3 separate regions of the Homo sapiens genome follow, and all the other regions are linked to region 2. The links are chromatin contacts, found by Hi-C or POLR2A ChIA-PET in ENCODE. All regions are on one chromosome and are shown on one strand. Each heading gives the region's core, a stretch centred on a gene start or an enhancer-like site at or near the end of the contact. The rest is flanking DNA. Distances are from core to core; before and after follow the strand shown. Region 1 has its middle 3.2 kb from the start of ARHGAP22. Region 2 holds the start of WDFY4 (WDFY family member 4). Region 3 overlaps ARHGAP22 (Rho GTPase activating protein 22).

Region 1 (3,025 bases), core at 339-2,838, 77 kb before region 2:
GAATGCCCTTCCTCACATTGCCTTGTCCTCTTTGGGCAATTCCCCAATGAAATTCTCCTGATTCCACCAGCAGAATGAGCCACTAAGCACTTCCCCTGGGCCCTTATCTATGTCCCTGTACTGCCCCTCTTGTACGCCCTCCCTGAGCCCCAGGCTGACTCAGGCCAGAAGCCTCACAGGAAACTCTGGCTTCATGGGCAGATCCAAGAAACACCACTGAATGACAGAACTGACCTCCTTTTCCTTTAAGGCCAGGTACAAGCCCTGGTTGGGACAGGGGCCACCCATGAGGAGTGGGGAGAATATCAAGCTAGAAAATCTCATGTCGACACCAGGGTCACAGGGCAAGTCCTGTGGCTTGTGACAATGTCTTGAGCAATCAGGAAGCCATTTGTGAGTAATGCAGCCTGGACCACTTCATCCAAGTCAGAGGCAAGGAAATGCCCTGAGACTTAGTCTGGGTCCACTCACGCTTGTTTTGGTTAAGAAACCACCCCCAGGCGCTTTTCCTGTGCAGCTGTTTTCCCTGATGATATTAAGTCACTGTGTTCACTCGCCTGCTTTTCTGGGGATCAGAGCTGGGCTCACACCCCAGAAGTCAGGCTGGGAAAAGGGCAGGAGTTGATCTACGTTCTGCGTCTGAGAAGGCTGGGGGAATGGGGCAGGTGGGCAAAGTAGCTCTTTTCTCCTCTCCAACCTCAGACTGTGCTCTCAGTACTTCCTGAGATGAAGGGTCCACAGAGGCAGGAATTGGAGCCCCTTCATCCTGAAGTTTACCAGCCCTGATCTGCAGGGCCCTGGGAGCCTCCCACTTCCTCTGGGGTGGCCTGTGGGAGGATGGAGTGGGGACAAGGGCAGGGCAAGGGGATCTGTTGAACATGTGACCTCCTATAAGCTTTTATTTGAAGAACCAGCCCTACTCTTCTCACTTATAAGTGGGACACCCAGACCAAGGAGTGGGAGATACAGGTCTAGCTTAGCAGCGGAGACAGATGCCTCCTTCTCCACTGCCCTGTGCCTGCCTGCACGGTGCTGCCCCTTTCCAGCAGTGGTCCTAGGTCTGCCTTCACCTGGCTTCCTGCCTTGAATCATTCAGTATTTTCTAAGGGCTGTTCAGGGACAGAAGCTGAGCACTGAATGGACAGAAGTCTCCGGAAGGCAGAAGGCATCTATTGAAATGCACACCTGTTGGTGGGATGGCTGCCAATCAGCATCAACTGGCCCAGAGCCAGGATACCTTCAAAACAGTAGTTCCTAACCTTGGCTGCACATTAGGGAGCTCTGACAGTGAATTCCTGTGTCCCACCCCCAGTGGCTCTGATTTAACTAGTCTGCAGTGTTTATTGTCATTGGGAGTTGTAAAAGCTCCTCTAGGGATTCAGCCAGGGTTGAGAACCACAGCTTTAGAAGACAACTGCACATGGGGTGTTTGCTGGCTGCCATCCTAAGGGAGATTCTTCTCAGGGAGAGGCACATCTGCGAATAAATCTCCTGGTCAGAAAGTGGAAAGGGCATCTGTCCCAAGCCCCAACTTGAGACAACTCCACCCAGAGCCACAGGTGCTGTTGGATGGTCTGTGCACTGCTCAAAGGTGTCCAGTAGAGGGAGGTAAGGAGGCTGAATTTGGGCTCCATTGGCAAAGCCCTGTGTTCCAGCACAGGGAGGTGGGGAGGTGTGCAGCTAGAGGAGGGAGCTTTCCTCTAATTTGCACAAAGGCGACATATAGATAGCAAAGCCCTGCTTCCCCTGTTCCAGAAGCTGCATGGAGGACCAGAGTAAGCCCTTCTGGAGGCAGAGGAGAGAAACAATGCTACTCTGGCTTTGTGATGCCTGCCCAGGGGTCACCAGCACCTGGGTCCCCAGCCTGCCTGCTTAGTGCACTCTCTGTTCCTGCTGCCAGGAGGTCGATGCCGCAGCTCCCTTGCATGTCACTCAAGGTCTTCATGGGCAGCTCCCACCCTCATACTTTGGTTTCTCCTTCTGTCTATCCCAGTAGTGGGCCGGACCAGCTGGAGAGTACCAATGACATAACTGATTGTTAAATTTTCAGGAGTTTTGTAAGCCAGTTGTTTAGCAAGAACATCATTAGAAATTAATGTATATAAACTTATAATTAAATAAACTATTTAAGACAAAGGTAACAAGCACTAAAAACTCATAATTTCCAAATCATTTTACTACATTTTATTATTCTTCAGGTAATTGACATCTATTGTTTCTACATGGTGGATAATATATACTGGGTTGCTGCCATGCATCTCTTCTCAACTCTAATGTTCAATGACATCATGCTGGTAGTTTGAAATTGAATGTTGTGGGAGTATTTACACCAAGAAAACTAGCAAATGCAGTAAATCAGAGCTTAGATGTCTTGTTTTGTTTTGTTTTTCTTCTACAGAGCTGGTTGTTAAGCATTTGTCAGCACACCTCTGGCCCATTTCCACCACATTCACTCTGTCTGCCCCAGTCACTGTAGACTCCCTGTTCTAGGCAGAGGATGCCAGCTCTCCACCTGAATCTGTTCTCCCCTTCTTCCTGGGAACACACAGATGTTCTACATTTCCAGCATCCTTGCAGTTAGGTGTGACTGCATCCTGGCCATTATACATGAGCAGAAGTGATGTGGTTACTTCTAGGCCTGGCTTCCAGGATTCCTTCTCTTGCTACCCTTCTAAGCTCATTTCCCTTTTCTGGTTGATTGGGATGGGACCACTTTGGAATTCCCATGTAGAATATGGTAGAATCCCTGCAGTCTGGGGCTCTGAATGACTGCATGGAGCCAAGCCCTCACTGTCAACCTGGAAGTATCTTGAGAGAAAGAGAAATTAACTTATACTGTATTGAGTCATTTCATAGTTGGTCCTCTTCATTACTATAGCCGACATTCTCACTGGGTACACACTCCACTCTGCCTGCCCTTTTTTGCCTCTTGAACTTTGATGCATCCCTCTGGACCTTGTTCCAGCACCACCTCCTCACTCAGTGCTGTATGGAGTTCGGCACCTTTAACATTTCCCATTTCTTC
Region 2 (3,123 bases), core at 177-2,676:
TGAGTTTCTAGCTCTGAATTTAGTGCTCTTTACCTGCCTGCTGCTGGCTACCCGGCAAGGTGCTGGGGTGGGTAGAAGGTAGGAGACCTGGGTGCAGGTGGGCCCTCCAGCAGACTTTGCGAGATCCCACTATGACAGACTCTCCGCGCTTCCTCTGGGCATTCACAGGCATGGGGTCCTGGCCTGTCCCATGCTGGCCACCCTTCCTGCCTCTGTGGAAGTTCCTCTGTCTAATCCGCTCTTACCATAGGCCTCTGATTTCAGGCAATATCTTCTTGTAGATTTTATTTATGATTTCATTGGTGACAATGACGAGGGGTTTTCATCATATACAACAAACACTTCACTGCAAATTCTCTAAGGTTTTCTCTTTCCCTTGGCTGGCACTGCATGTATCCTTTCAATTTCTCTTTTCTTTTCTTTTTTTTCTTTTTTTTTTTTTTGAGACGGAGCTTCGCTCTTGCTGTCCAGACTGGAGTGCAGCTGGATAGATCTCCTATTTTGGCTGCTGTCTACTGACAAGTTTGCACTGGTGGAGGTTGAGGTTTTGTGACAAATGTTATTTTCCTCTTTAAACCAATCTTGGAGCTTTACTCCATGTCATAACAAGTGATGTTGTTGCTGCCTCTCAGTCAGTCATGCATGGTCCACTGGTTTTGTGAGCTAGAGACAAGCGATGAGCTGCACTGAGGATCAAGGATCAGGCATTAGCGCTAACAAGTGCCCTTGCTCTTTGGCAAAATTCTCCTTTTACAGAGCACAAGCAGGATTGTGTGTGAATGGACATGCTTGTTTGTACTGTGGAGATGACGTTATGGATAGGTGACATGGATAATTCAGCCTAGTTTATATACTCAGAGGAATGAGAATTTGGAGTCTGAGTTTCAGAGACTTCCATTCTATGGTTTTAGATGTCCTCTCATCCTTGCCTCAGTGTTGGCCGCAGGAGGACTCCCCTCATTGGTGGTTCAAGTTCTATCTGAGGATGGGGGAGGAAGAAATCCAAGTGGGCAACTCTGAGCTTGGTGGGGTGAGGGCTGCCCAACCCATGCCATGTCCAGGGGTGCACTTAAACACACCTCTGATTAGATTCACCTAACACCATCATTGTTCTCATTTTGCCAGAGGCCCAGAGAGGAGAGGTGTGCACCAGTGGTCACACGGCTAGTGAAGAGGGGACACAGAATCCAGACCTACTCTTCTAGGGCTGGGCTGTACTTTCCATTTTGTCCTTGGCCCCAACCAGCACCGCTTGACCACGGAGGCTGCACAGCCAGCCCCAAGGGGCCTTGCTGCAGAACCCAAGTCACCCGCCAGAACTCCAGCAGCTCCGTGGTCGGCTGGAGAGTGGGCAGAGTCAGGCATCTGCCGGCTCTCCACTTCTGCTTTCTCCAGGAAATGAGCAGAGACCCAGCTCCAGTGATTCAGAGTGAAACGGCGCTGAGGACTGACGATGTGGGGCCGGGTCCTCTTCCCCCGAGCCTGAGGGGCTGCAGCTGGGGATAGGGGGCCCATGCCTTCTGATGTCTACAGGCGCTGACGGCCACCCCTCCAGGTAGGCCACCTTGCTCTTGGCCCAGCCAGGCCAGCCTAGAGGTGGGCATATGGGCGCCGCCTGTCAGCGTGGGGCCTACTGGCTGCCTCCTGGGAGGCTGACTATGGGGCACATGTGACCCAGTGCCTGGTTTGGGTTTGTGAATGTGGGAGAGGAGGTGAGCTGGGGAGCAGGAAGTGTGTGTGGCGTGGGGGGCCCATGTGGTCAGGGCCACTCCAGGGCCTGGGTCTGCCTGAGTGTGTGTCACTGCTGAAGTTTGGGAGTCAGGCTGGGCTCCAGCAGCACTCCTCGACCTCTGACGGTAGGTCAAGTCCTTTCTCGGGGTCCTGCTATGAAGGGAACCCTGGGAAGGGCTGACACGGGCTTTCCTGGTTGTCGAGGGGGCGGAGAGAGCAGGCCGACAGGACAGTGAGGCTCGCCCTCCAAGCTCCCTCATAGGCCTCTGAGGAGTGCAGAGTTGGAGGGCCATTTCCAACGGGCCTCAGAGGGAGCTGGTCTATCCCGGCCCTGTCATTACTCCACTGGGTTCTGGTAAGTAGGTGCCTCCCTGGGCTCACTTCCCTCATCTGAATTATTACAGCAAACCATTGAAACGCCTGCATTTTCTGCCTAAGCAGGGCCACCTGCTCAGTAAGGACTGATTCTTCTTTTCCCCTGAAATGAAACTTCTAGAACACTAAACCGATCCTTTGTCCCAACTCATCTAAAGTGTGGGGGGGCTGGTTTGATAACTAAGGGCTCTATGCATTACCCTTTCCATGGAGCACACTAATTTTAATATGAGTTTATGTATAGTCATTCATTTAGTTATTTAACAAATAGGTATTGAGAAACCACGCCCTGCCAGGCTCTGGTCAAAGCGGACAGGGGTCTACGGTGCTCAGCAGGTGGGAGAATAGCAGGTAGGGTGGGGGTCTTGGGAGGGTGGGGATGGCTCTAGTCTTCTGAGAGGGGACCTGTGAGGGAGGCCGAGTCCTGTGGGTTTCTGAGAAGTGTTCTTGATAAGGGTCTGGAGGAGGAGACCTCGTGGAGGTTGGTGTGGCAGAGCCGGGTAAGGGGCATGCCTGGGGTTCTGGCCAGAGAGGTAGGGAACAGGGTCAGGTCAGGGAGGCCCTTCCTGTCTGTCCATCCTGAGCACATGGGCTATTCTTTCATGAACTTGGAAAGATTTTCTGTGTTGAAAGAAAAGAAAATTTCGGCCAGGCGCAGTGGTTCACGCCTGTAATCTCAGCACTTTGGGAGGCTGAGAGGGGCAGATCACCTGAGGTCAGGAGTTCAAGACCAGTCTGGACAACACGATGAAACTCCATCTCCAAAAAAAAAAAAAAAAAAGAAGGAAAGAAAAGAAAATTTAGAAAGACCATAATAAGATAGAAGTAATAAAAACAGCATAAACCCTGTGTGCTGACACCTTAGATTTTTTTAAAGATCAGCATCATCTCTGAGGTCCTCTTCATGCCCATCTTTCACCTTCCCTCTTCAGAAGCAGCAACAGTCCAGAATTTTGGGTTTATTGTTCCCTTGCTTCTTTTTCTAATTTTACATCCCATATTTAAATCGCTATATAT
Region 3 (3,300 bases), core at 307-2,806, 110 kb before region 2:
GCCTCTTCTAGAACATAATGTTGCATCAGCCATGGCAGGTAGGTGGGAGGGGGAAGTGTGGATTCCAAACTCCACCTGCCATGTTCCCTCCCCTGCTTCTTCCAAGGCCCCCAGCCCTTGTTCCAGCATGGTGAGGATTTTCTTGGCCTCAGCTGATATTAGAACACCAGCCCCATCTAAGTGGCCTTTCTGCTTCCAGCCTGGTCCTGGTCAGCCCCTATCTGTGCTGCTGCAGGATGACTCTCCTCTTGGGGCTCTGATGGCCAAGTATAAGCAACCCACAACCTTCACTGACCCCTATCGCAGCCCACGAAGTGAGGACCTAGATCCTGGGTGTGGCAGTGAAGCCCCTTTACAGGAGTCCTCTAGTCCCACATCTGCATTTTGTGTTCCTGCCTGTAGGATGAGCATCCTATGCCCTACGTCAGAGACTATGGGCTCCCCACTGGGTGTGGACTGCCAGACACATAGCATCCATGGACCTCCCACACATTCCTAGGTTCATTCTAAACACATCTTCCAAGAACCTCCAATATGCCAGGGCCTCTTCAGAGGCCAGCGTGGGGCTCAGTGGCCCTTTCTAGAAGAGGGAGCCCCTGGCCTGGCCTCCCCATTCTCCTCCTGGTCATCCAAAGAACCTCTAGCACTGTGGCCCTGCTGCATTCCGTTTTTTGGTTATAGTTTTTCTTTTCTTGTTTAAATTTTTAAAATACTTTAAAATATGGACTTACATGAAGATAGTCTCAACGTGAGAAATTACAATAACACAGAAAAAATGCAAGCTGACCCTGTTACCAACTCACTCCCCTGCCTCACATCCCTGCCCCATGGCTCTGACTTGTCTTATTTGTATGCTCAAAATCTCAAAAATAAATTATTTCCATCTTATTTCACTTTTTTTTTACAATGAAAGTTTACACTTGCACATAGTTTGAAGAATCAAGAGTTCTACACGGCTTATCATGAGGCAGCAAATTCTTCCCCTGCCATTGCCTGAATCTGTCACCACGTTCTATGGTCTCAGATGAGGTTTCTTTTCTATCTTTCTCCTTTTTTTAAGATATTTATTTCTAATTAGTATGCTTATGTTACTCCTTTTTGATTTTACATTTTAGTCATTGTCTGTGGAATTCCTAGCATGGGCAGTGAGATTTTGCTTTCTGCCCCTTCTCCACTCACCCATCCCTCCCCACACCGCCACCCACCGCCACCCAACCACACACCTTCCCAAATCTCCATGGTAATTTTGGTTATCTCAGTTAGTATTTAGTGTTTATACTCCCATCCTGGGGAGTTTATTTCAAGCATTTCTCTAAAGACTCTTTTTCCTTCATTTCTCTCTTCTCTTTTTCTAAAACTCCTTCTATTCGGACATTGGGTTGTCTCTCTTATTGTCCTCTTCTTCCTAGAAGTGTCAAGTTTTCATCCAACCCTTCTTTGGAGTTTTTTATTCATGATATCTTATTTCTGACTTCTGGGGATCGGTTCCTCCTCTGACTCTTCCGTATTTAGAGATTCTCTCTGAGGATATTACAGTAGTTTTGTATAACAGTTTTCTTCCCCCTGCACAGTATCTGCTGCCTGCAACTTGCTTTTTGTTTTCTTCCTCTTTTTGTCTTGGTTCCTCAAATGAGAGTGTTTCCTCAAATGTCTGCTGAACCAGGCCTATCACTCCCACTTGAGAATGGTTCTCTATGGAGCTGACTGGGTGGCGTCGGAGGATGGGGAGGGCATACACAGGAGGGTCCACCTCCGCCATTTTACTGGAGAACCTCTGGAGAAATTTACTGGAGAAAATTCATCAGTTTCCTTCCTGGGGGCTACTCCTGACTGCTGGGGCTTGGAAACCAAATGTGGATAGAGACTGGGGCCTAAGGAACTGGTCTGCACACTGATGTTCACCCAACCTTCCTGTTCTCTAAGATATTCCACCAAGAAAGGGCCAGAGTCCCCATTATAAAGGGCTCCCTTTTATTCTCAGAGAATACATACAACTCCAGTCTTACAGCTGAGTCGGGGCGGGCAGTCACCTCTTGGCACTGGATTGCTCAGAAAATCTGAGATCTAACTGCTCTTTTTTGGTTTTTTTTTTTTTTTTTTTTTTTTTTTTGGAGACAGAGTCTCGCTCTGCTGCCCAGGCTGAAGTGCAGTAGCGCTTATCTTGTCTCAACCTCTACCTCCCAGGTTCAAGCAAGTCTCCTGTCTCAGCCTCCCGAGTAGCTGGGATTACAGGCATGTGCCAGCACACCCGGCTAATTTTTGTATTTTTAGTAGAAACGGGGTTTCACCATGTTGGCTAGGCTGGTCTCGAACTCCTGACCTCAAATGATCTGCCTGCCTTGGCCTCCCAAAGTGCTGGGACTAGAGGCGTGAGCCACTGCGCCTGGCCCTAACTGCTTTTTTTTAAGTTAACCTTCACCCAGTGCTCCTGTCCTGAGCTCCTTTTTTGCCCTCATTTCCAGAGATATCTAGTCCTGCCAAGCCCCAAGTCTTTGAGGGGTTTTGTTTTGCAAACCAGACAGCTTCCATGCTCTCCTTTGTGCTGGTTTGGGATTTAGCTGTCTTGGATCAGCTAAATAAATCAGCAGCCTCTCCCTCATCTGTTTTCCTGCATCCAGAATGCTTTCTCCCCTCATGTTCTTTCCATCTAGTTGTGCTTGTGCCTTTAAAAACATCCTCTAGTGCTGTATCATGAAGTTTTGTGATGTGGAGGAGCCAAATGTGACTTTTAAATGTCACCCTTAACTGGAAGTTTGAATTTGAGTTTTGGTTTTCTCATTAACTACAGAAGTATTATGCAGTGTATGTGTGTGTGTGTGTGTGTGTGTGTGTGTCTGTGTGTGTGTGTTTGATCTTCGCTCTCTCATGCCTGCACACTCTCCTCAATGTCATTTTGTTATTAACTTGTCTTTTTTGCTTTAGCATTATTGACAGTGATTGGGTCTCTGATTTCATTTTTTTGAAAAAGTTTTTTTTTTTAAAGAGAAACAATGAGTGTTCTTTGTTTATGTCTTCCTCAAAGCTATGGCATTAGGAGCATAAAAGTTCACAGCTGCTGTCTTTTCTCAGTAGGTTATCTATATTAGGAATTATATCTCTCTGTTCCCCTTTTTTCTTAGCATCTTGAATCCTACTTTATTTGATGTTACTAAATTTGCTTTCTTTTTGCTCACATTTACTTGCTTACCTTTTTTTTTCCGTTCTTTTGCTTTTTAATCTTTTTGTTTATTCCTCTCTCTTTTTTAGACCCAATCTCACACTTTCTATTTTAAGGGATAGATGAATCTAACCTATTCATGT

The links. A loop is a pair of places that touch in the nucleus more often than their neighbours do. ChIA-PET counts read pairs that join two places held with the same protein, here RNA polymerase II (POLR2A). Pooled maps may share reads with other maps.
Region 1: a pooled map shows a loop between it and region 2 (2.0-fold over the local background). The contact joins the enhancer-like site here to the promoter of WDFY4 in region 2. A Hi-C loop is called at or near these places in 3 of 37 single-sample maps with no recorded cell type and 2 of 50 pooled maps. POLR2A ChIA-PET finds 5 or more read pairs at or near these places in 1 of 52 experiments (activated CD4-positive, alpha-beta T cell).
Region 3: a loop to region 2 is called in a pooled map, with 2.7 times the contacts of the local background. The contact joins the enhancer-like site here to the promoter of WDFY4 in region 2. A Hi-C loop is called at or near these places in 1 of 168 maps with a recorded cell type or tissue (OCI-LY7) and 1 of 50 pooled maps. POLR2A ChIA-PET finds 5 or more read pairs at or near these places in 3 of 52 experiments (B cell, GM10248 and OCI-LY7).

The regions. Positions count from the first base shown.
Region 1 is chr10:48,606,728-48,609,752 of GRCh38, forward strand. It overlaps a transcript of ARHGAP22 not described here. Among named protein-coding and RNA genes, the nearest start is that of ARHGAP22, 3.2 kb to the left of the region's middle. RefSeq lists an enhancer at 1,464-1,523. Within about 2 kb of position 1,589, at least 2 of the 41 ENCODE cell types and tissues checked have a DNase peak (open chromatin) inside an H3K27ac peak, as active enhancers do.
Region 2 is chr10:48,683,447-48,686,569 of GRCh38, forward strand. WDFY4 (WDFY family member 4) reads left to right here and starts at 1,427. Exons shown (of 62, transcript NM_001394531.1): 1 at 1,427-1,555. RefSeq lists enhancers at 349-428, 1,359-1,658, 1,677-2,217 and a silencer at 649-698.
Region 3 is chr10:48,575,720-48,579,019 of GRCh38, forward strand. All of the region lies in intron 2 of ARHGAP22 (Rho GTPase activating protein 22), which reads right to left. Among named protein-coding and RNA genes, the nearest start is that of ARHGAP22, 28 kb to the right of the region's middle. RefSeq lists an enhancer at 1,681-1,730. Within about 2 kb of position 1,557, at least 5 of the 41 ENCODE cell types and tissues checked have a DNase peak (open chromatin) inside an H3K27ac peak, as active enhancers do; they include B cell and OCI-LY7, where a contact is called at or near this core.